Regions from separate parts of the Mus musculus genome. Here all the other regions are linked to region 1. A link is a loop called in an ENCODE intact Hi-C map of the cell type or tissue named here. Cell type or tissue: heart. All regions are shown on one strand.

The links. Peaks named below come from ENCODE experiments on the same cell type or tissue, not always from the same donor. Only the 100,000 strongest peaks of a DNase experiment are listed, where the experiment ranks them.
Region 2: it touches region 1 in a loop (3-fold over the local background); 19 of 42 quality-filtered maps call a loop at or near these places.
Region 3: a loop joins it to region 1, with 3 times the contacts of the local background. A loop is called at or near these places in 14 of 42 quality-filtered maps.

Annotation. Positions count from the first base shown.
Region 1 is chr15:80,221,689-80,229,688 of GRCm38, reverse strand. Gm46521 (a long non-coding RNA gene) reads right to left here and starts at 4,088. Exons shown (of 2, transcript XR_001781722.2): 1 at 475-4,088. It also overlaps the pseudogene Gm8375. In heart, CTCF peaks have their summits at 3,697 (motif pointing left) and 4,263 (motif pointing right); a DNase peak (open chromatin) is centred at 4,278; H3K27ac peaks cover 287 bases.
Region 2 is chr15:80,088,097-80,096,096 of GRCm38, reverse strand. It overlaps Syngr1 (synaptogyrin 1), which reads right to left and starts at 4,763. Exons shown (of 4, transcript NM_207708.1): 1 at 4,605-4,763. The coding sequence starts at 4,703. It overlaps Gm24204 (a small nuclear RNA gene), which reads left to right and starts at 7,544; the gene lies at 7,544-7,650. It overlaps Gm31134 (predicted gene, 31134), which reads left to right and starts at 4,263. Exons shown (of 2, transcript NR_168675.1): 1 at 4,263-4,546; 2 at 5,086-5,364. In heart, CTCF peaks have their summits at 4,834 (motif pointing right) and 7,282; DNase peaks (open chromatin) are centred at 1,647, 4,806 and 7,276; H3K4me3 peaks cover 1,815 bases; H3K27ac peaks cover 1,038 bases; H3K27me3 peaks cover 3,787 bases.
Region 3 is chr15:79,946,071-79,954,070 of GRCm38, reverse strand. It overlaps a transcript of Cbx7 not described here. Among named protein-coding and RNA genes, the nearest start is that of Cbx7, 17 kb to the right of the region's middle. RefSeq lists an enhancer at 1,606-4,134. In heart, CTCF peaks have their summits at 3,735 (motif pointing left), 6,215 (motif pointing right) and 7,092 (motif pointing left); DNase peaks (open chromatin) are centred at 470, 1,970, 3,150, 7,850 and 3 weaker places; H3K4me3 peaks cover 1,956 bases; H3K27ac peaks cover 4,292 bases.

The DNA.
Region 1 (8,000 bases):
ACTGAGATCATTGACTTTTTCCTGAGTGCATCCCTAAAGGATGAGGTTCTGAAAATCATGCCAGTGCAGAAGCAGACTCGGGCTGGCCAGCGGACCAGGTTCAAGGCTTTCGTCCCTATAGGGGACTACAATGGTCACGTTGGTCTTGGCGTTAAGTGCTCCAAGGAGGTTGCCACTGCCATCTGAGAAGCCATCACCTTGGCCAAGGTTTCCATCATCCCTGTGTGGAGAGGCTATTGGGGGAACAAGATTGGCAAGCCCCACACTGTTCCATGCAAGGCGACATGTCGCTGTGACTCTGTGCTGGTGCGTCTCATCCCTGCTCCCAGAGGCACTGGCGTTGTCTCTGCTCCTGTACCCAAGAAGTTCCTGATGATGGCCAGTATAGACGACTGCTACACTTCAGTCAAAGACTACACTGCCACCCTGGGCAACACTGCCAAGGCCACCTTTGATGCCACCTCCAAGACCTACCTGACCCCCGACCTCTGTGTTCACCAAGTCTCCTTATCAGGAATTCACTGATCATCTTGTGAAAACCCACACCAGAGTCTCTGTTCAGCTCGAGCTGTGGCTACCACAAAAGGGTTTTTATACAAGAAAAATAAATGAATTAAGTCTGTTAGAAACAAACAAGCACACAAACAAAAAACAAATGTACATGTGTTCATGTGTGTGGAGAGGTTAGAGGTCAACATCAGAAGTCTTCTTCAACTGTCCTCTATTTTGAGACAGGGCTCCTCACTGAACCCGAATCTTCCCTTTTCAGCTTGATTAGCTGACCAACCAGCCAGCCCCCAGAATCCTTCTGTCTGCCTCCCTGCACGGGGCTCACAAGTGCGCCCTATTGTACGGGCATCTTACATGGATACCGAGGTTCCAAACTCAGGTCCTCCGTGTGTCAGACACCTTCCCAACTGAACCATCTCCCTAGCGCCAACCTCAAACTCCTGCACTTCCTGCCTCAGCCACCCCAATGCTGGAACTACTACGGCACTGGCAGTAAGCTGAATGGTGGAAGTAGATTCTGAACTCAGGTCTGAATTCTCCACAGGGGGCCGGGGGCGTTGCTGGGGACACTAAAATCTAACTCTGAAGAGACAAGCGAACTGGGAAGGGACAATCAGAAAATTGGACAGAGAGGCTAGAGGATAGACAGAGGGCATAGTCACAAAGGGAGGCGTGGTCTCCAGGGTCACGGTCTCCAAGGAAGAACTGCATGTGATCACAAAGCCCCTTGAGCTTGATGCTGTACTCCGCACTAGGAGCTCTCTGTGGCTAGCTGGCACAGCGAGAACCAGGGCAGAAACCTGGAGGCTGGAGAATGAAAGGCGAGTCCTGGAGGCCTGGGAGATTCTACTGAGAAGTAAAAGGGAGGATGACGGGAAGAAGAAGGGGACAAAAGCCAGCCGTTTGTGCTGTGCCCAGATGGTCTTGGCTTGGGGCCACTTGTTTTGGCCTGCTGTGGAGAGGGGCAAGAGAACCCATTTTTGGAGGGAATTTGAAGAAGCTGGAACGAGGGAGCTTTATGTGGCACAGAGGGGACAAGGAGATTGAAAGAGCGGTCAGGTACGCCTTCCTGGAAGGGTAGCCCCTGCTCCAGCGGGTGACAGAAGTGTGTGATTTGTGCCACACGTTCTTTTACTTTGCCCAGTAGGTTGTCTTAGAAAGTCGAGCCCCTCTGTAAATGCTAGTCCACCTAAAACAGTGGGAAATAAATTTGGAAACTGTTTCTGAGTGACAAGAGAGAGCACTGAGTCCAGCCTGCTTCCCCCACCCCTCCCAGGGGACAACCCAGGCTGGTGGAGGAAATGGTTATAACCAGAGCAGTGAAGCTCTGGAGAGCAAGCCAGCCTAGGACCCAGTTAGCACTGTCCCAGAGCCATGTGCTAGATGCAGGGTCCGCAGGCAGGAGGGAGACATGTAAATCTCTGCTGCCTATTGCACAGCCATGTTGGGACAAGCCGATGGAAGACGAGCCTGTGGTTTCTCTGCATAACAGCTCTGGGCTGTCCTGGAACTTGCTTTATAGACCAGGCTGGCCTTGAACTCACAGAGAGTTCTACCTGCCTCTGCTTCCCAAATGCTGGGCTTAAAGTTATACTCCATCACGGTCAGTGGCAGATGGTTTTCTTATCCCCTCTCCATCCCCTCTGCTCCTGAGAGCACTGGGTATCTGTGCACTGTGTACGTATTTTATAGATGAGGCCTTACCATGCTGCCTCCTCAAAGGACAAAGTGGACACCCAGATGCCGGGATGCCCCAAGACTGCCACTTATAACGCAAAAAGATTGGTAAAACAACAGGGATAATCTGAGACAGTGTTCGAGGTTCATAAAGTCACTAGAGGGTCTGGCAGCCTTGGCCTCTGACACCGTTGACTCCTGGTTCACCAAAAGCAGCTTGTCGCTCTTGCTTCCCTCCAAGGGTTTGTTTGTTTGTTTGTTTGTTTGGAGACAAGGTCTCGTACAGTAGCCTTGGCTGTCCTGAAACTTGTTCTGTAGACCAGGCTGGCCTTGAACCCAGAGACCCACCTGCCTCTGACAGTGCGGGCTTGTGTGTTTCTTTAAGGTATTTGTTCAGCAGAAAAGGGGTTTGCTGTTCTAACTATGCACGCATGGAGAGCCCACACAAATGCCTTTCTCTCTCTCTCTCTCTCTCTCTCTCTCTCTCTCTCTCTGACTCTCTGAACCGGGACCTTGCTATGAAACCTAGACTGCCCTTCCCCAGCTGGCCCCAAATGCTCAGGAATCCTCCTTCCTTGGGAGGAGAGTGGCTGCCCTAGGCTTGCCTGTGCTGCATACAGTCTCTTTAGGGACCAGCCCAGAGGAGTAGATGGTAGCATGCAAGGGAGAGTGAGCAGCCCTGGGTGCTTCATGCCAGAGCTCAGTGACACCAAGAAGAGCTCACACCTGAACACAGATGGATACCCTCCATTGCTGAGTGTGTTCAAAGGTTGGCCACTTCCTAGAAAGTTCTGATACTTTCTTATCTACGGAAAAGGAGAACAGACAAATCCTTTCTTCCTCCCTCTTCATTCTGCGTTATTTCTTAGGCTTCATTTTGTTTGACTTTCATAGAGTTCTGTGATTTTTCTTTTTTTTGGTGGAGGATGTATCTTTATTATCTTAAAATTATATGTGTATGGACAGATAGTGTAAACATAAGTGAATGTGGTTTTGAGGTCACATCTGATCCCCAGGATTTAGTGTTGAGAGCCAAATTCAGGTCCTCAGAGAGCAATGCACAGTCCGTCTGCCTGACTCTTTCCCTCCCCTCGCCCACCCCCCTTTCTTGGTTTTCAAGACAGGGTTTCTCCGTGTAGCCCTGGTTGTCCTGAACATCACTCTGTAGACCAGGCTGGCCTTGAACTCAGAGATCTGCCTGCCTCTGCCTCCCTGAGTGCTGGGATTTGAGGTGTGCATCACCATGCCCAGTTTTGTTTTGTTTTTTGTCTTTTTATGTCAGTATCCACCTTGTCTTTGAAAATCTAGGCTGCGTTTAGGAAAAAAATGATATCTGTCAAAAGATGAATAATGCAGATTGTTCACTGCAGTGAATGTAACTAAAATACACTCAGAGGGGCAGAGAAATAGTGCAGTGGTTAAAAGCACTGACTGACTGCCCTGCAAGAGGACAAGGGGTCATCAGCACAATCAACTCCAGTTCCAGAGTATTCATCGCCCTCTTCTGGCCTCCATAGGTACTGCATACATGTGGTACACAGATATACATGCCTGCAAAACACCTATGCACATAAATCTTTTAAAATATATAGTTAAATTTTCATACATATAAATGCTTTCATAAAACCATAATATGGGTCCAGGCAATGGTGGCTCACACCTTTAATCTCAGCACTAAAGAGGCAGAGGGAGGCAGATCTCTGTGAGTTAAAAGGCCAGCCTGGTCTACATAGTAAGTTCCAGGACAGGCAGGGATACATAGAGAAACCCTGTCTCAAAAAAACCAAACCAAACAAAACCATATCTATAACTGAGGTGTTATATTACGCTTGTTTGTTTATTGCATACATGTGCTGCATGTGCGCCTACAGGAGTCAGTTCTCTCCATCCAGCATCTGGATGCAAGGGATGAAACTCAGGATGTCCGGCTTGGCGGGGCATGTGTTCATTCATCCAACTACCTCATCGGCACCCTGGCTATAGATGTTTGTATGAACTGCTTTGAGTCCTCTGTAGCACAACGAAGAATGAAGGGGGAGAGAGCTGGCAGGTGGGTGCCTTAGGCCTCGCTGACCACCAGGGGGCAGTGCAGCCCAGCTGGAAGGGACCCAGTTGGGTTAGTGTGCTCTGTCGTTGACCTCAGAAAACTGGTAACCAGTCCACCCAATTCAGCGCGCCCAGGCTCCCTCAGAGCTACTCAAGGTCATCTGGGCAGCACCTGGCAGCCCATTCCCCCTTTCTGGTTTTGGTTTGTTTGTTTGTTTGTTTTTTGAGGCGGGGGTCTCCCTATGTAGCCCTGACTAGCCTGAAACTTAGAGATCAGACCGGTCTCTCTGCCTTCTGGGTGCTGGGATGAACGGCAGGCACCGACACACCTTGCTTTTTGTTTTGTTTTGAGACAATGATACACTCTGTATGTAGCCAGCAGTGGTCTTGAACTGGGCTCTCCTGCATCTGCTTCTCTTGCCCATATTTCTAGTTCCTTCTAGGGCAGTGGTTCTCAACCTCCCTAACTCTATAACATCTGTGTTTTCTAATGGTCTTAAACTGTCTCTGTGAAAGGATCGTAAAGCAGCTTCAAAGGGGTCGGACCCACAGGTTGGGAACATCTGCTCTAGGGCATCTTAGCACACACACACACACACACACACACACACACACACACACACACCAGCTCTAAGTGGAAAGGGATATTCTGTGTCTAGGGACACAGTTGGTTGTCATGCTTTTGGGGAGGGTATTGCACTGGCATCTAGCTGTCAGAGGCTAGGATACTACTAATAACTTGCCACCTGTGTCACGGCTCCATGACCAAGAGTGAGCTTGACCCAGAATGACAGTAATGCCAAGATCAAGAACCCAGGCTCTCAGGGAGACTGGGTCCAATCAGGTGGCTCAGGCTGGCCTCAAACTTGCCGTGGGGCTGAGGATGAGCTTGAATTCCTGTTCCTTCCCCTCCATCTTCCGACTGCTCAGATTCCATGCGTGAACCATCATGCCTGGTTCCAGCAGCCTGGAAGATCAAACCCAAGATTTCCTGCATACCAATCAAATGCTCTAACAATGATGCCTTAGCTCCAGCCCTCCTTCATTTTCCTTCTCTTCCTCCCTCCCTCTTTCTTTTTAAATTTATTAATTTTTAATGTGTTGGTGTTGCTTGCATGAGAGTAGGCAATACCCTAGAACTGGAGTTATAGACAGCTGTGAATTGCTATGTGGGTGGTGGGGAATTGAACTCTGGTCCTCCGGAAGAGCAGCTGGTGCTCTTAACCAGTGAGCCATCTCCCCAGTACCCCCTCTTCTTTCTTTCTTTCCTTCCTTCCTTTCTTTCTCACTAGGTAGCCCAGCTGGTGGTGGTCTCAAGATGACTCTCCGGCTTCAGACTCTCAATGGCTAAGGTTCCAAGCGTATGCCACCATGCCCAGCTTTCAGGGTGGGTCTCACAGTCTGCAGCCAGACTGGATGCAGCAATAAGTTGAACCAAGACAGAGTAAAGGAAGTTAAGTGGAACCTGTGGGTGTCAGACCAAAAGGTCACACTGTCCTGTCGTGAGGGTGATGTGCCCAACTACGCTAGGGTAAGAACTTTTTTGAGGGGGTTGCCCCAAGCACAAAGAATCCACAACCTTTTAAAAATGTCACAGAGTCCAGTTGCCCACTTCAGTACCGGCGTCTTTATCAACCCAGCTGGGGGATGGAGGGAGGTGGCGTTCATTCTTCCCAAACCTGCCAACTGATGTTGAGCCTAAAGTTCTATTAATAGAAAGCGCCTTAGTCAGGGTTACTATGTTGCAGGGTTGCTGTAATGATGAAAGCCATTATCAACGGCAAGTTGGAGAGAAGAAGGTTTATTGGGCTTCCATATGGTGTAGTCCATTATTGAAGGACAGGAACTCAAACAAGGCAGGAACCTGGAGGCCAGAACTGATCTACATTCCATGAAGGAGTGCTGGCTTGCTCCACATGGCTTGCTAGGCCTGCTTTCTTATAGAATTCAAGACCACCAGCCTAAGGATGCTCCCATACAATCACTAAGAAAATTCCCGGCAGGCTTGCCTACAGCCTGATTTCTGAAGGTATTTTCTCAATTGAGGTTTCCTTCTCTCTAATGACTCTAGCTTGTGTTACGTTTGACACAGAACAAACCAGCACAGAGGGACACTGTGCTGGTCCACAGATGGACAGTCCACAGATGGACTGGTCAGGAGATGCAGGGGACCTGGGCCTGGTGGGACAGCCTGCAATCCCAGCCACTCAGGAACCTGAGGCAGGAGGATCACAACTTTAGGGCCAGCCTACAATACATAAATAGACTCTTGTCCCAAAAATAAAGAAGTGAGTCAGGCATTGGTGCTGCACATGCCCGACTAATCCCAGCACTCAAGAGGCAGAGACAGGGGGATCTCTGTGAGTTCCAGACCAGCCAGGGCTGGACATGGTGAGACCCTGTCCCAAAATAGCAAAGCATGGTGGTACATGCCCTTAATCCCAGCATGAGGGAGGTAGAACCAACTCTGAATTCCAGGTCAGACAGAGTTACATGCTGAGTCCCTTTCTAAAATAAAATAAAATAACCAACTAATTCAATTGCACTAATTTTTTTTTTAAAGAAGGCCAAGGGTGTGGCTCAGTGGTAGATGACCTGCTTACCATGTATGAGGCCCTGGCTCACTCCTCAGTACTGAGAAAGGAGGAGAGAGTGAGGAGAAAGGTTGGTCAAGGATGGTGATTAGTGGCTATTCAATTGGCTGATGGACAGTTGAGTAGAAGAGGACCTGGCTATGTCTCTTGTGACCTTCCAAAAGGCTCGGGTCCTGGGGAGCATGCTCAGTTTTCAGAAAGACAGGCTTCCAGGCAAGCCATGTTGGGATCAATCAAATGAGACTTATAACCCTTAAGGGCTACCATTTTGTTTTCAGACTCCATTTTGATCATCAGATGAAATGATTTTCCTGGGCTCTAGGGGAGCTTTCCAGATGGCTAGCCAACTTTCTCCTTATCCTTATTTTGTTCCCCAAAACATAACCATGAGAGAAAAAAAAAAAGATTGATTGATGAAAAATTGTAACTGTATCTTAGGACAGATGTGCATGGGCCTTGTGATTTTTCTGTTTATATGTTTACTAAGATGAACATTTGGGGTTGCAGTCAGCTTCTGAGTCTGTGCTGCTGTCCCTGACTGGTCAGTTTTTGCTGCCTAATTCAAATATAGATCTTGCTTTGTGTGGACTCTTTTGGGTCTGCTTGGGTTGTTTTGGGTTTTGGGACCCTAACAACCAGAAGTTACTGTTATGAGAAAAGGCTTTGCTGGTCAGTGGTGATGCATACCCTTAATCTCAACACCCAGGAGGCAGAGGCAGGCTGATCTCTGTGAGTTCAAGGCCAGCCTAATCTACAAGGTGAGTTCCAGGACAGCCAGGGCTACACAGAGAAATCCTGTCTTGAAAAACAAAAACAAAAACAAAAGGGCTTTCTTCCTAAGTGATATTTAGCATAAGTGTCAAGTCTAAGCCATTGCAGACTGGGGACCACTGATGTTGTGGGCAAGAGGCATTCCAGGAGAGAGATGTGACCTATTGAAGACCTATTAACCTCATTGGCAAGTAGGCTTAAAAAAAAAAAAAAAAAAAAAGCCGGGCGTGGTGGCGCACGCCTTTAATCCCAGCACTTGGAAGGCAGAGGCAGGCGGATTTCTGAGTTCGAGGCCAGCCTGGTCTACAAAGTGAGTTCCAGGACAGCCAGGGCTACACAGAGAAACCCTGTCTCGAAAAACCAAAAAAAAAAAAAAAAAAAAAAATTTATGTATACGAGTAC
Region 2 (8,000 bases), 130 kb after region 1:
GATGCTGTATCCTGAGTTCCACAGACACCAGGCATACAAGTGGTGTATAACGTACACATAGGCAAAACACTTATACATATAGAATCTAAGACACTGCCCTTCCCTTACTTAATGAATGGGGAAACTGAGGCTTGCAGAATATCTTGCTCTGTCACACAGCCAAGCAAGGCTGAAGGAGGCTGTCACAAGGCTTGCTCTATACCCTGCATGCTTTCTCTCCCACCAGGAAGCAGGTTTTTCAGGTCTGGCTTCCAAGCCTGGCTTCTCCAACTCCCCTGTTATCAGCCTCTCCCTTCCCCTCCTGGCTTCTCCTCATAGTCTCCCTGGCCTTTGTTCTACTCCCTCCAGGCTCAGCTTTGTTCCTCTGAGTCATGGGGCTGAGGACTGGCTCACCCATCCCAACTCCTCCGGCTGGCTTTAGCTGCCACATGAAGTCAGCTATTACCCTAGCACTTGGGAGACCAGAAGATCATAAATTCAAGGACATCCTAGGCTATACATCACTCTTTGTTTTTTTTAAGATTTATTTATTTATTATCAGTAAGTACACTGTAGCTGTCTTCAGACACACCAGAAAAGGGCATCGGATCCTATTATAGATAGTTGTGAGCCACCATGTGGCTGCTGGGATTTGAACTCAGGACCTTTAGAAGAGCAATTGGTGCTTTTAATCGCTGAGCCATCTCACCAGTCCCCTACATGAATCTTTTAAAAAAAGAAAGAAAGAAAGAAAGAAAGAAAGAAAGAAAGAAAGAAAGAAAGAAAGAAAGGAGAAAAAAAAAAGAAAGTAAACCAATTAGCTGGGTGTACCTTTAATTCCAGCACAAAAGAAGCAGAGGCAGGTGGATTTCTGAATTCCAGACCAGCCTGGTCTACACAGAGAAACCCTGTCTCAAAAAAACCAAAAAAATAACAAAAACAAAAAGTTAAAAGGTGCTGGAGATACTCCTGTAAGAGCCCTTGCTGCTCTTCCAGAGGACCGGTAATGGTACTCAATTCCCAGCACCCAGGTTAGGAGGCTCATGCCTCTAACTCCAGTTCCAAGGGTTTAAATGATCTCTTCCTCCTCTGTCCCCTGCACAAATATGCACACATAAACACATACACATTTTAAAAAATGAAATGAAAATTTAAAATATTTAAAGGAGGCTGAGGATGTAGCTGATGGTGGGCTTGCCTGGCACGAGTGACGTCCTGAGTTCCACCACTGTTACTGAATAAAGCCAGGTGTGGTAGCACAGCCTAGAATCCCAGCACCAGAGGGAGGCGGAGGCAGGACAATCAGTTCAAGGTCATCCTCAGCTATGTATCAAGTTTGGGGCCAGCCTGGGCTATATAATAAGACCCTGTCTTTTTTTTTTTTTTTTTTTTTTTTTTTGGTTTTTCAAGACAGGGTTTCTCTGTGTAGCCCTGGCTGTCCTGGAACTCACTTTGTAGACCAAGCTGGCCTCGAACTCAGAAATCCGCCTGCCTCTGCCTCCCAAGTGCTGGGATTAAAGGCGTGCGCCACCACGCCCGGCGACCCTGTCTTTTTAAAACAGAACTGGGGAGGGGAAAAGGGAATAAGAAAACAGATGGTGGCAATAGCTTGCAGTTGCCCTGGACGGAGTCCCAGCTCTGCCTTCCTCATCAAGTGCAGTCTGGCCTTGCCCAGCCTGGGGGAAGGAATGACAGCCAAGAGTCAAGGGACAAGTGGGTTCTGGGAAGCCCTGCTTCTGTGCCATTGGGGTCAGTGGGCTCCAGGGACCCAAGGTTCACAGGGTCCAGGTTGAGTGACGCCCCCGCCATCTCACCTTTTGGAAAATCAACAACAAACGATCATCCTGGTACAAGTTCTACAAACCCACACGCCTATGTGTACATCGTGCTGGCACACACCACGCCGTGGTATCAGTAGTCCCAGCTTGAATGGGCCTGAAGGGGATGGGGGCCTGGGAATCTGGCTCTATCAATGCTAAAGCCAGGAAGGTTCGAACAAACCTGAACAAATCGGTCACCCCAGACCCAGGCCCTGGCTCTCTTAGCTCCATGGGGAAGTATGGGGCTACCAGACCCCACAGTAGATGCAAAAACGTGAGGGCAGAGAGAAGGCGTGGGGGCCTGCTCCAGAATGTGTTGAAGATGTCTATACAGCACAGACTATTCAAAAAGATGGAACAGAAACAACGCGGCACATCATGAAATTTACCATTTCTTCTATTTCATTCTTTCTCACCCCACCCAACCCCACCCAACCCACCCCAATCCACCCTACCGGAGCTGAACCAGGGCCTTACACTTGTTAGGCAGGTGGTCTACCACTGGCCACAACCCTAGTCCCCTCTTCACCTGAAGTGTGTACTTCAATGGTATTATGTATCCCACATTGCTGTCCAATAATGAGCAGGTAATACTTCAGTAATCAGGTAGGGGTGCAAAACTCTTTATCTTCCTTTCAGGCAGTCTCCTGTAGCCCAAGCTGGCAATTTGCTATCTACCTTAGGTTGGCCTTGAACTCTGATCCTTCTTCCTCTACCTCCTGAGTACAGACAGTACAGGCATGCACCACTGCTCAAAGCCTTTCTTGTGGGGCCGGGGGTGGGGGGGGAGGCTTTTTTGAGACTCAGTTTCTTTGTGTAGCCCTGCCTGTCCTAAAACTCACTCTGTAGACCAGGCTGGCCTTGATCTCAGGTATCCACCTGCCTCAGTCTCCAAGTGCTGGGATTAAAGGTGTGCACCACCACTGCCCCAGGACCAAAGCTTTTTTTTTTTTTTTTTAATCTAGATTTTAAAAACATTTTTTTTTCCCCTCTAAATGCCATTGCTAAAAATATAGAGCACCTGGGATCCAGGTGTGGGAGCAGGGCCTGAAGGTCGGGTCGGGAAGGGCTTGGGGCTGGGCTTCATCACCTTTACAACCTTCCCAGTCTGGAAACTACAGGAGTTGCCATCTCCTCTGCATCAGAAGCCCAGTCCTCTGGTGACAGGAAGACTTGAATTCCAAGGCTTGCCTGCCTTTCCCAAGATCCATGAGTGGGTGCTAGATCTAGTTCATTTTTCTCCCTCCTGCTGGGCATGTCCTCCTTTGACCCTGATGTGAAGTGTAGGTCCTCTGTGTCCCACTAGAACCAACATGACATCACCTCCACGAAGCACATCCATGCCACAGCAGGGAGACCTCTGGTCCTGGCTCCCTCTCTAGTAGGACTGTGGGCTCCCTGAGCATCAGGACCGAGCCTGAGCCTGAGTCATGCTGCCCTCCCTCCCTTCCCTCCCCTCCGGGCCTGGCAGACTCAATAAAGCTTTGCTAAATGAAGCCATCACCGGTAGAAATGACCCAAGCAGAAGGAACGCCCACGCCCCCTCACAAAGCTTGTGTTTCCAACATCCCAGCCAGGGGCTCCAGAGAGGTCAGAGGAAGCAGCGCACCTGAGCAGGCAGGTGCCTCCAGGGTTCCCGTTTTACCTAGGGCCTGCAGGGGCATCTGAGAGCTGGGGAGGGCCAAGAATGAATAAATCCGGTGTCACAAACCCTCGCGGATATAGCTGGGCTGCACGGCCATGAAGAGTAACAGAAACAAGGCTCCCCACAAGAAGGAAACGTAAAAGATCCCCGTAAGACCAGAATTAATCTCAAGCCATTCCACGCATCAGATCCTGAAATGGCCCTGAAAACGAGGAAAGGAGGGCACCTCTGCAAGCCCGGGTCACAGCTGACTTCGGTTATTAGCCCCCAGGGGTCCGTGACCCGTGTCACCAATGCAGGCTCTTCTGGTCTTAGCACAACAGGAATGGACCCCCAGATCTACAGGGGCAAGACCCTCCATGAAGCCAGCCAACCCCAGAGCCTACAGGCCTCCTCACCCTGGGGTGCAAGGCCTCCTGAGCCACTCCTTCAAGATGTTTCTGCCCCACCCCCCAGGTTTGAGCTGAGCCCCACTCAGCACTGGGGGACCTGCACGGACTAGGTGGGCTAAAGATTGCGAACAAACAGACTTCTCTGCTCTCTATTGCATGGAAGGAACCTTTCTCCAGACCACATTTAGAATCCACTCAGGTGTTTGTTAGGGATCGGAGAGTTGCGGATTCATAAAATGTCAGAGCCCAAAGGGGCCTGGCTCCTCCCACCCCTATAAATCGAGAAACTGAGGCATGACATAAGAGGTGACGCTCCCCACCCAGATCCGAACTGAATCCCTCGTATCTTTTTTGGGGTGGTTCCCTGCCCAAGGTCACGCGGCAAAACAGATGCGGGTCTTGACGGAACCCAAAAATCCAGGCTCCAGACTCAGAGCTCCGCAGCGTACAGAGTGAGCAACAAAATCTAGTTCCAGGTCCTCGCCCCGAAAGCGCGCGGCAGGTGCAGCAGTGCGCCCTAGAAAAAGATCCACGCCCTGATCCGCGCCCCCCAATAAGCGGCCTTAAACTTGGGCTCCGTCCCCACCGACGCACGAGAACCTAGCCGCTAAGTGTAAAGCAGCGACAGCCTGGAGGTCTCGGCGATGGGACTGAGGACCTCGGTGACAGGGGCCGTGATCCGCTTGTGTCAGCAGGGCCGCCCGGGCCAGGTGAGGTCGCGTCGGTGTCCGGCGCCCCGCGCCCCAGCCCGCCTTGCTGTGTCCTTACCCAAGACACGACGCGCAGGATGGTGTGTGGCTGCCTCACCAGGGTGTAGGGGTCGAAGGCGCCCCCGGCTTTGCCCGCTCCGTACGCACCCCCTTCCATCGTGGCTGCACCGCGCGGCGCCCCCCGCTCGGCGCGCGCCGCCGACCCGTGCGCGTGCGCGGCGCCCCCGCCCCCTCCCCTGCGCTCGGCTAGTGCTTGCCGGGGCTCCCGCCAGGGGGCGTCCGTGCACGGCAGGTGCAGCTCCCCGAAGCTCGCGCTCAGAAAGCGGGTGCTTCTTGGGGTCCCGGTGTGGGGCGCGCTCCCAGCCAGCGGGGTGACCTCTTTGCAAAATAGCGCGTGATCAGGGTGTGGACAGAGAGTGCAGCCGCATCCCCGCTTTCGGAAGCCCTCTGAGATGTAGTTCTTCAGGAAACTCTTTTTGTTATGTATTTATTTATTTATTCATTTGCCTCTTTCCTTTCGCTCTCTGCTTCAAATAAAGGGAAGGGGCTCCGTTTGATCGTACAGTGGCTCATTGAACGCGTCCGTAGGTCGCTGGCTGCAGTAATGACCCTCTCTAAGAGATCTGCACAGCCTTCTCGGGCCCCCAGAACCACCTAGCCGCCGAGCTCCACCGATGATGTCATGCACGCGCCCCCTGACCTGGAAGGCGCTGTAAGGGAGGCAAAAGCTGGGAAAAAAACAGACCTGAGACTCCCTTCCCCTTCCACCACAGCTCCCGATCCCTTTCCTTAATCCAATAATTAATTATGTACTTATTTCTTCCGTTGTCTCCTCTGTCTGTGTGCTCCTGCTGGTCAGGTTTTGTTTATATCCAAAGGCCTCACAAACAGTAGGTGGTCAATAAATATACTCTACCCCCTCCCAACCCCAACATAGTTGGCCCTTTGGGGCTCTTGGGGGCTTTTTTTGTTTGTTTGTTTGTTTTTTGTTTTTTTCGAGACAGGGTTTCTCTGTATAGCCCTGGCTCTCCTGGAACTCTGTAGACCAGGCTGGCCTCGAACTCAGAAATCCGCCTGCCTCTGCCTCCTGAGTGCTGGGATTAAAGGCGTGCACCACCACGCCCGGCTCTCTCGGGGGCTTTTGTCGTTGTTTTTATTTGTTGTTTTTGTTTTGTTTTTGAGACAGAGTGGCTTGTAGAGGCCGGCCTCTGGAATTCACCGGGAGGAGGGGGATGGGTTTTGAATTTCTATTCCTCCTGCTGCTTTATCCCTGTGATGGAGTTTCAGGTCTGAGGCAGCTGTTATACTATGATCCTATAAAACGTCTAGAGGAAAACAAGGGAAGATCTTTATAACTTTGTACATTGGAAGACTTTTTTTCATTTTTATTTTCTCTTTGTCTTGTATTAGTGTCTGCCTGCATGTTCATATGAGCATCGTATAAATGCATTGCCTGAGGAGGTGAGAAGAGGGTGTGGGATTCCCTAGACCTGGAGCTCTACAGACCTTTGTGGGTCACTGTGTGGGAATCAAACTCTGGTCCACTGCAAGGACAAGTGCTCTTAACTGCTAAATTCACTGTATAGCCCGTGTTCAGTTCAAACTCGGGACAGTCCCATGTCCTGAGATCACAGGCATTAGCCATCACATCTAACAAAGCATTTTCCCTGAAGCACAAAACTGTGTGGTCAGGAGGTTCCTGGGCTGAGCAGCCAGCACCGGTACTTACTACAAGTCCTTGAATGTTGTACAAATATCCTCCTCTTGCCCATATGTACCTTGTCCTGAGTTCTATGGCACACATAGATGAACACGTTCATATCTTTCCACGATTTATCTCATAACAATAAATTCACAGGGTGGAGCAGTTTCAACAACAAGTATGCCGCCTACACCTTGGTAATCTAGCCAAGGTGATTTTATTCCAATCCCAATTACTCATATTAACACGCTTGTCACCCGGCACACGGGAAATCAATGAACTAATCAACCTATCTACGTATATGTGGTTTACACAATGACCGTGCAGTTTAAAAGGCATGGCTGACAGCGGTGGCACACACCTTTAATCCCAGCAGAGCCAGGGCTACACACAGAGTTCCAGGACAGCCAGGGCTACCCAGAGAAACCCTGTCTCAAAAACAAACAAACAAAATAAATAAAGGAAAGGCTACCACATAGTTGAAGAGGTATCAGAAGCAGGCTTACGGAAATGCAAATAGATGCAGAAAAGACAAGGTAAGAACCCAGCCAGCATCAAGGAAGAGAGTATTGCTGAGAGATCACTGGAGTGTCAGCTCCAAATCTGAACTGCCAGGGCAAAGACAGGCACAGGAGTAAACTATGCCAACAGTAAGGGACTAGGCGAACAACTATTCCTTTTTTTTTTTTTTTTTTTTGGTTTTTCCAGACAGTGTTTCTCTGTGTAGCCCTGGCTGTCCTGGAACTCACTTTGTAGACCAGGCTGGCCACAAACTCAGAAATCTGCCTGCCTCTGCCTGGGATTAAAGTCGGGCGCCACCACGCCCGACTTTTTTTTTCCAATTATTTTTAATTAAAAGCTTTTGAACATTTTAGTTATTTTTATGCATATGTTTTTTTTCTTTTTTCTTTTCTTTTTTTTCTTTCTTTTTTTTTTTTTTTTTTTTTTGCCTGCATCATGTGTGTGGCCTAAATGTGCAGTACCCACAGTGGCCAAATGAGGGCACTGGATTCACTGGGACTCAAGTTACAGACCACTGTGAGCCACCTTGTGGGTGCTGGAGGAGCTGCCAGTACTCTTAACTACAGACCCATCTCTCAAGCCCCTATTTTTAATTTGCTATCATTCTATTTATCATGTGCGTGGAAATCTAAAGGCAACTTGGGAATAGTTGCTTCTGTTCTTCCACTAAATGAATCCCAAAGACTGAACTCAGGACATCAGACATGGAAAGTGCCTCGTGTTTATTATTTGCTAGCCCTCATATTTATTTTTTATTTTTAAAAGTTGCACAAGTGCTGGCTTTGGCAGCACATATACTAAAATTGGAACGATACAGAGAAGATTAGCATGGCCCCTACGCAAGGATGACACGCAAATTTGTGAAGCATACCATAAAAAAAAAAAAAAAAAGAAAAGAAAAGAGTTCCAGGCCAGCCTGGTCTACAAAGTGAGTTCCAGGACAGCCAGGACTACACAGAGAAACCCTGTCTCGAAAAACCAAAAAAAAAAAAAAAAAAAAAAAAAGTTGCACAGGTAGCAAATGTGAGTGTCTTCATTTTGTTTTGTTTCTACTTTGAAAATTGGATCTCGCTTGGGTGGTGGTGGTACATGCCTTTAATCCCAGCACTTGGGAGGCAGAGGCAGGCAGATTTCTGAGTTCAAGGCCAGCCTGGTCTACAGAGTGAGTTCCAGGACAGCCAGTGCTACACAGAGAAACCCTGTCTCCAAAAACAAACAAACAAACAAACA
Region 3 (8,000 bases), 280 kb after region 1:
CTGACAGAGGCCAGGAGAGGGTGTCAGGTCCCCCAGAACTTGAGTTAGGCCCCATGTAGATGCTGGGAATTGAATCCAAGTGCGTTCTCTGGAAGAGTGCTGTGACTACAGGTGCGACAGTGTCACAAGGTTTTGTAACGTACTATAGTGACTATAAGACAATGCCCCTGCCTCTGCCTCCCGAGTGTTATACACGTCACCACGCCCAGTTCTGTTGTATTTTTTTTATCATGATGTATTCCAGCAAGCATCCTCACTCTATTCTGACCCTGTCCTCTATAAATACATTTCCAAACGTGTATCCCCAGCCCTCAGGGACTCCCAGCACACGCCCCGTGACTCCCAAGCTTTGCAACTGACATTTCCCCAAGGAGAGAGAACAATGCACTGGACACGTGCATCCAGCAGGGTGAGGCTCCAGGCTTTTCCTCCTACTGTCTCTCAGACAGACAGATAGAGGGCCAGACAGACAGGACAGGCGGCCGAGAGGCACCAGGGGAAGGTGGAGGGATGGCTTTGACAGTGACTGAACTTTCTGGGACAGACAAAATGGAGATGGGGGGTGGTTATTGAGAGCAGATGTGCCACTCTGGCTTGAGGCCAGGACAGGTGACAAAGTGGGGCTCCGTCTTCTGAATATTCTCAAGGGTGTGTGTAGGTAGACGGGTAGCCAGAGAACCAAAGACTTAAATCCAGAAACCTGGCACCACAGACAGTAGAGCAGGACTATCAGTCCCAGAGCCCCAGGTGCATGATGGTAAAGTGGGAATGGGATATCCAGTCGTTGGGATAGCCTGGGTCCTTCCTAGCTGGGCACAGAGAAGTCCGGTTTCTCCATGTGGCCCACACCAGAGCCCCATAAGCTGTTGAGAAGGAAAACAGGATAGTCTAAAGTAAAGGGATCAAAAGTCTCCAGGCAGGGGAGTCTGGGTCTAGGTACTGATTCTTGATGTCAAGCTGCCTCTCCTGCTGCGTCCCTCTCTCCACTCCCAGAATGGAGAGTGCCTGGGGCCACCTGTGCACAGCCTCAGGCTTTGGCAGAGTGTACCCCCGAGGCAGATCCCAGGGAGCAGCAGCAACTCCTTCCCACACTGCTTTCTCGGGGCTGAGATGGGGGCAGGTGACAGAGGACATGGGAAAGAACAAACACAACTCTTCGGAAGGCTGCAGGCAGCTGGCCCTGGCTAACTGTCGGATCTTAGTGATCTTAGTCCAGTTCCTCCCAGGACCCCCTGAGGTGCTCCCGGGGGGCTGATTCCAGAGCCTCCTCCCCGAGTATCAGGCCAGAGCTGACCCTCTCAGTAACTAGATAAAGTTGGGCAGGCGGGGTGGGGTGCGTGTGTGTAATTCTGGTACTCAGGAAGCCAGGACAGGAGGACCAAGAGTTCAAGGCCAGCCTGTACTGCCCAGCAAGGCTGTCTCAGAATAAGTAAATCAAAAAGGGACACCACTGTAAGGCACGATGCCAGCCCTGTGTGGGGAAGGGCTGGCTTCCTGCCCTTGATTAGGGAGGGGCTCCTCTAGGAGTCTATGACAGTGTCTTAGCCATCTTACAGTGTTCGGTGATGGGCATTCAGAGCCCATCATTCGGCCGCCAGAGAGTCAAGGAGGTCCCTCTGCTTTTCCAACTGTGCCCTGGCTGCTCTGCTGCACCTCCTAGGGCCACCATTAGTTGGGCAAGGACTGGAAATAGAAGTCCCTCCTTGTTCAACAGCTGTCCTCAGACCCTCACCCACCCCCCCACACACACATCCCAACTTCTGGCACTGGATTTCAGCTTTTTGAATTGAGTGGAGGGTTGAAAACAAGAGGGATCCCCCTGTTACCCCCAAGTCCAAGGGCACCCAAAGAGGAATCCGGCTCTGTGGGGCCAGGCTGGCCTGGCACCGGGCCAGTGCCCCCAGTCACAGCCAGGCAGCTGGACACGACAGCTGCCAAGAATGCCAGGAATGTAGGCGGCTGTGTCCTTCCCGCTCCTCTTCCTCCCCCCTCCAGCCAGAACAGGATATTTCCTATCCAGGGAAACCCGGTCCCTTTATGGGAAAACCGCGGGGTAGCTGGCCGCGCTGCCTCTCACTGTATTTGTACGGATAAATTGGGATGGGCACCCAGAGTCAGGGTCTCCAGCACTGCTGGGTAGGTGATGCTAGGGCAGTGGGCATCTGTGTGGGCCTACTATGTGCTAGATGCTTCATCTCATAGCAACCCAGGAAGTTGTAAACTTCTCCAAGCATGGGGTGGGGGGCTGGGGGGCGGATAACATGCCTTTAATCCCAGAAGGATCTCAGAGTTCAAAGCCATCCTGGTCTTCAGAGTTCCAGGACAGCCAGAACTAAAGAATGGGACCCTGTGTGGTGCAATAGAAGGTGAATTGGTAGCTTGGGAAGCTACAAAGGCACTGACTAGCAAGCATGTTCTTAAGGCTGGCTACTGAGCCAGGTGGTCTCCATTTATCCGTGATAACTGGGGCCCTGTCCTGGTTCCTGCAACATGAGACCTCCCATTGGCAACTGATCTGTTTTGAAGCTAGCCAAAGGTGAATGTGGGCAGTCTGACTCTAGGTAGGGCCTGGCACCCCATCTAGAAGCTGTTCTACGTGGTCCCCGGGGCTGTGGGATTCAGGTTGGTCAGGAACCATACATGGGCTCAGAGGGCTCGTCCAGACTCCATTCTCATGTTGGTGGCCGAGGGGAGTCACAGAAACAGGGAGCATGCGAATGGAGCAGGTGAGCTCTGTCCACACCCCAGCCCTGGTATTTTCAGGGTGCATGCCCTGCCTTTCAAGGCTAGCTTTCTCTATTCCTTTGTCTAGGCTGTGTACTTGGGGCTCACCAAGGGATTCAAGTGGGGTCCCCAGCTTTTCATTCTCATCCAGCCTTAGAGCAAGTGACAGGCAGTGAGAAGTGTGGAGCTCTGTGACTCCTGCTTTCCTGGGCCCCAGTCATCTCAGCTGACTGGAGACCAAGGAGTCATTCTCATGGGATCCCTCCATCAGAAATCAGGAGGCCGGGTGATTTGTTCAGAGTGACAGCTGTCACCTGGTGGAGCAGTGACCTGAAGCTGGTCTCAGACTGGTCTGGGAGTCTGGATCCCGCCCCTCCTCCACTCCAGGCTCAGCGTCTGAGCTCTGGGGGTTCTGTCCTAGTGAGCACGGCACTGGCTCTGGGTCCCCCGGGGGGGGGGGGCTAGGGTCAGGTAAACAGGATCCCAGCCTAGCTGCCTGACCTTGCTTACCTCCCGAAAGAATGCGAGGCATTCTGCCCTGTCTCGAGGCTGAGTCACCCCACAGCAATTGCCCGCAGGCGGCCTCCAGCAGCCCTCTTTGACGGACCCCAGCCCCTTGCCTTCCCACCGAGTGATGTCACTCCTGTTGCCCCCCTGTCGGCCCCCCGTGGAGCCCACCGAGGGCTCCAGTTGCCATGACGACTGCTCACAACAGGAAACGAGGTCTGCACTGGGCAGAAACACAGGAAGCTGCGCTGAGCGCTGGGCAGCATTGTCAGCCCGTAAAAAACAAAACAGGACAAAAAGATTTAATGAGAACAATTAGCCCAAAGAAAGAGGAAAAAAAAAAAAAGAGGCCAAAAAAACAAACAAAGCCAAACAGCCTGAAGACAGGGGCTGGCTAGGCTCCAAGGACCCCGTGTTTTCCCGCCCACACAATGTAGGTTAAATAATATTTCCTTCTCAGAAGAGGCTCCTTGGGGCACGGGAGTCCTTACCGGTGGCTCCCCCTGCTGCCTCAGGTGCAGCACTGGCAGGCCCTGGGCACGACCAGCCCTGTTCCACTTTGCAGAAGGGGCACCCAGCTCAGTGGAGAAGATCTCAGCCAGTGGGTGCTCTCAGACCGACCAACGGCCCTGGTGTGAAATCAGTGCGAGTGACGTTGTCTTGAGACTTTTTTTTCGGTCTCTCATCATAATATCCTCAGCATCCTCAGTATCTTCCCAGCGCACCTCAGTGAGCTGGTACAGCGCAGGAGGTGCAGATGTTTGAGGAATGAGTTAGCGCATAAATTGACTTCCCTGGAGGCCGGAGTCGGTTCAGCGTAAACTAACTAGCATCAGAGACGGGTAAAAGGGCGTCATCGGGGGCCAGGCGCCCAGTTGTTGGAGCTGGAAAGACTTGGTGGGGCCTTATAGAGGCATGCTCACACCTGTCTTCCTCCCTGTCTCCCATGACTCTCTCTGATGGTAGGATCTCCCCTAGCTCTGTGATGTGGCCTGGAGGACAGCCTGCAATTCCGAGGAACCATGGGAAGCCTAGGAAATGGAGTAGGCCCTGGGCAAGCAAGGCTGCCATTAGCAAATCCACTCAATGCCCCTCTTAGGAACTGAGGGGTGTGAATGACCTTGGAACGATAGCCAAGCTAGACTCTGGACACATGATATTCAAGGCGCCCCCTGAGATGAGGCACCAGCAGGCACCTGAGGTGGGTCCAACGTCCCTGCCAATGATCAGCAACGGGAGGCTGTTCAGAGCCAGGCTGGAGAGTGGCAGGCATGCTTAGACAAGAGGCACTGCAGAAAAGAGACCAAAAGTAACACACAGGCATTTTGTTTGGGCAACAAAAGTGTATTTGTTCGACTCGTGTACAACATGAGCTCAGGCGCTGGAAAGGAAACCCTGGTTGTCCTGGGAGAGACCCGGACCCACAGGATTGCAGTGGAGACTAAATTAAAGGAGAAACGACCCAGGGAAGAGCTAGAGGAAGGGCCTGAGAGGCACTGGTAAAGAGTGGGACCTGAATGCCCAGATACCAGGGAGTCCTTGGTGGCTTCTCTCTCTCTCTCTCTCTCTCTCACTCTCTCTCTCTCTCTCTCTCTCTCTCTCTCTCTCTCTTCCTCTTTTCCTACGGGGTCTCACAATGTTACTGGCTAGCCTGGAATTATCTATGTAGACCATGCTGGCCTTGAACTCACAGAGATCCACTTGCTTCTCCTTCCTGAGTGCTGGGATGGCAGGCGTGTGCCTGGCTCACAGGTGGCTTTTGAGCAGGTGGTGATGTGTGTAAATGGGTCGGGTTGTTTTTCGGTGATCCCTCTGGACACATCAGGGTAGAGGAAAGAATAGGAGGACAGGGAGTCTGCTGACTTCTTTTCTTTTAATTAAAAATAAAAAATAAATAGCCAGGAGTGGTAGTAAGTCTTTAACCCCAGCACTTGGGAGGCAGAGGCAGGCAGATCTCTAAAGTTTGAGGCTAGCCTGGTCTACAGAGTGAGTTCCAGGACAGCCAGGGCTACATAGTAAGGCCCTGTCAGGAAACAAACCAAACCAAAACAACAATAAGTACATATACATGTATATATACAGATTTTTAAAAGGCATACATTAGAGTGCTCAGTCACCTTCACTGGATAGCCACCTCATACTGTTTGCTCGCTTGTTTTGTGCATATTGGTGTGCAGATTCTCACTACAATCCCTTTGCAAGTGAAAAACAAAGCTCAGAGAGGTTGAAGAATTTGTAGGAGGCAGCACAGCATAGAATGATAGAACTAGATTTGAACCATCTCACAACACAGAGCTGGCTCGGTGCTAAACCCTTGGTACACACAGGTGAGATCGAGGAATGACCTAGCCATCCAGGTGGAAGAGAGAGGTAGAGGGAGAAGGTGGCCCAGCAGCCCAGGAGGAAGAGGCCAAGGCTGAAACAGAAAAGAAGGTTTCTAAGCAACCACAGGATGCCCCTCAGGGCAGGCAGCAGAGGCCAGGGTTCAGTGTATGGGTGGAGGGCGGGGGTGGGAGTGGTAAGGAGGTGGCAGCAGCATCAGAGATGAATTTTTATAACCCAGACCTAGACCCTGGGTCTCGAATGGAATCTTTTCAGTGGGTTTACTGAGAGGAATGGCCTCCCACCTTGTCCTCTGGTCCCGCCCCAGCTTGTCCTAGGGACAATTACAAGTAAGAATCTGACATCCCATACCTGTCGGTCAGGTTCCCTAAAGGATCGGAATAGAGTGGACAGATAGAAGGACAATTAAGATGGTTTACACACTACGGTCAGCTGTGTGGCCCCAAAATGGCTGTCTACCAGTGGAAAGTTCAAGAATGTGCCGGCAGCTGATCAATCCTGGAAGCTGGTGTCTCAGCTGGACTTCAGTGTATGCTGGAAGCCTGAAGGAGGCAGCTCTAATGTCAGCGAAAGAACAGACCTGCCAGCGAGAGTGAGGGCAAGCAGGCACAGAGAGCAAGCTTCAGTCTTTGCTCATATTTATATAGGTTGCCAGCAGAGGGCGTGGCCCAGATCTTCTGACCTCAAAAGATCCAGAATGAGGGGCTGGAGAGATGGCTCAGCCATTAAGAGCACCGGCTGCTCTTCCAGAGGTCCTGAGTTCAATTCCCAGCAACCACATAGTGGCTTGTGTGTCTGAAGACAGCTACAGTGTACTCATATAAATGTTTTTTTAAAAAATCCAAAATAAGCCAAATAATCCCAGCACTCGGGAGGCAGAGGCAGGCGGATTTCTGAGTTCAAGGTCTACAAAGTGAGTTCCAGGACAGCAAGGGCTATACAGAGAAACCCTGTCTCGAAAAACAAAAACAAACAAACAAAAATTCCTCACAGCCCTTGGGGTTTAGTTCATTCTAGATGTAGTCAAACTGACAAGCAAGAGGCCATCACACATATCCCAGCCCCTCATGGGCTGTGAGCAGGTTTATAGAGAAGGCTAGGATGGCTTTGGAGCAGGAAAGGGAAGGCAGACGGCTGTGTGAGGAGGGCCACAAGGCTCCTGGGATGGTTAGGGACAGAAAGAAACATCACAGGGCTGGCGACATGGTTCTGTGACAGGTAGAGACACTCATTCACCTTCCGGCCTGACTGAGTTCAATCCCAAAGACCCAAATAACAGAAGGGGAAAACTGACCTGTGAATGTGGTTGTCTTACTTTCACACGTGTGTAGTTGTGCCCACCCCACGTTAAAAAGGGGGGGGTGCTAGAGAGATGGCTCAGCTGTTAAAGGAGAGGCTCGCAGCCAAAAGAACAACTGGCTGCTCTTACAGAGCAGTTTTGGTTCCCAGTACACACATGGGGGCACACAGATGTTTCTAACTCCAGTTTTAGGGGATCCGATGCCCTCTTCTGGCAGTCTTTGAGCACTGCACCTTCTTGCTGAACATGCGCGGGCACGCGCTCTCTCGCCTCTGCACCACCCAGGGATAAATGATTCCCCTCTCTGGGACTGAGTTCCTTCATCTGTGTGGTGAGATGACTATAACTCTGGTACTTCACAGTGTCCCATCTTTCAGGGCTAGCAGTGCAGGGAGGCAGAAGAAGGCAGATCTCTGTGTTTTCAGGGCCAGCCTGGTCTACAGAGTGAGTTCAAAGACAGCCAATGCTCCACAGAGAAGTCCTGTCTCGAAATAAAACTTAAAAAGCGGAGGAGGAGGAAAGAGAAAGACACTTAGTCTCTGGACCTCAAGTCACCTGCAAAAAGAGACTGTCAATAGGCTATCTCTCCTGGGGAGCCAGAGAGCTCAAAGTGCATGGGCTAAGCTCTGCAGCCTCTCCGTGCCTCAGCTCTCTCGCCTGTGAAATAGGACTAAGAGCAGTTCCTACATAAACCTGCCTTTAGCAAGTGCTGAGGGCATAGTGGGGAGGGGGTGAATCCAGTTCTGCTGTTTTCTTCCGACATTGCTTTATTCACGGCCTCTCTCCCTTGGGGAAGAGCTGACCTGCAGCTTGGAAGGTGTAGAGTCCACTAGTGACTGACAGGAAAACACCTAGAGGGCCAGAGGAGACAGGGAGGACCCACCCACCTTCTGTGTTACCGCTGCATTCTGGCAAGTTCTGGTGATTTCCAGCTCCAGCCTTATCCAGCTGTGGAGCCTGTAGGTCTGCCAGAACTTGGGAACTTAGCGCCACCTGGTGGTCAGTGTGAGTTGTGCTGCCCAGGGAGGCACTGTGGGCATCTGCCTTGTTCCCAGGACCTTGCTTTTTACTGAAGATATTTACTGTGGTTTTCCAACCGGGAGTGGGGGTAGGGAGTCTGGCCCTC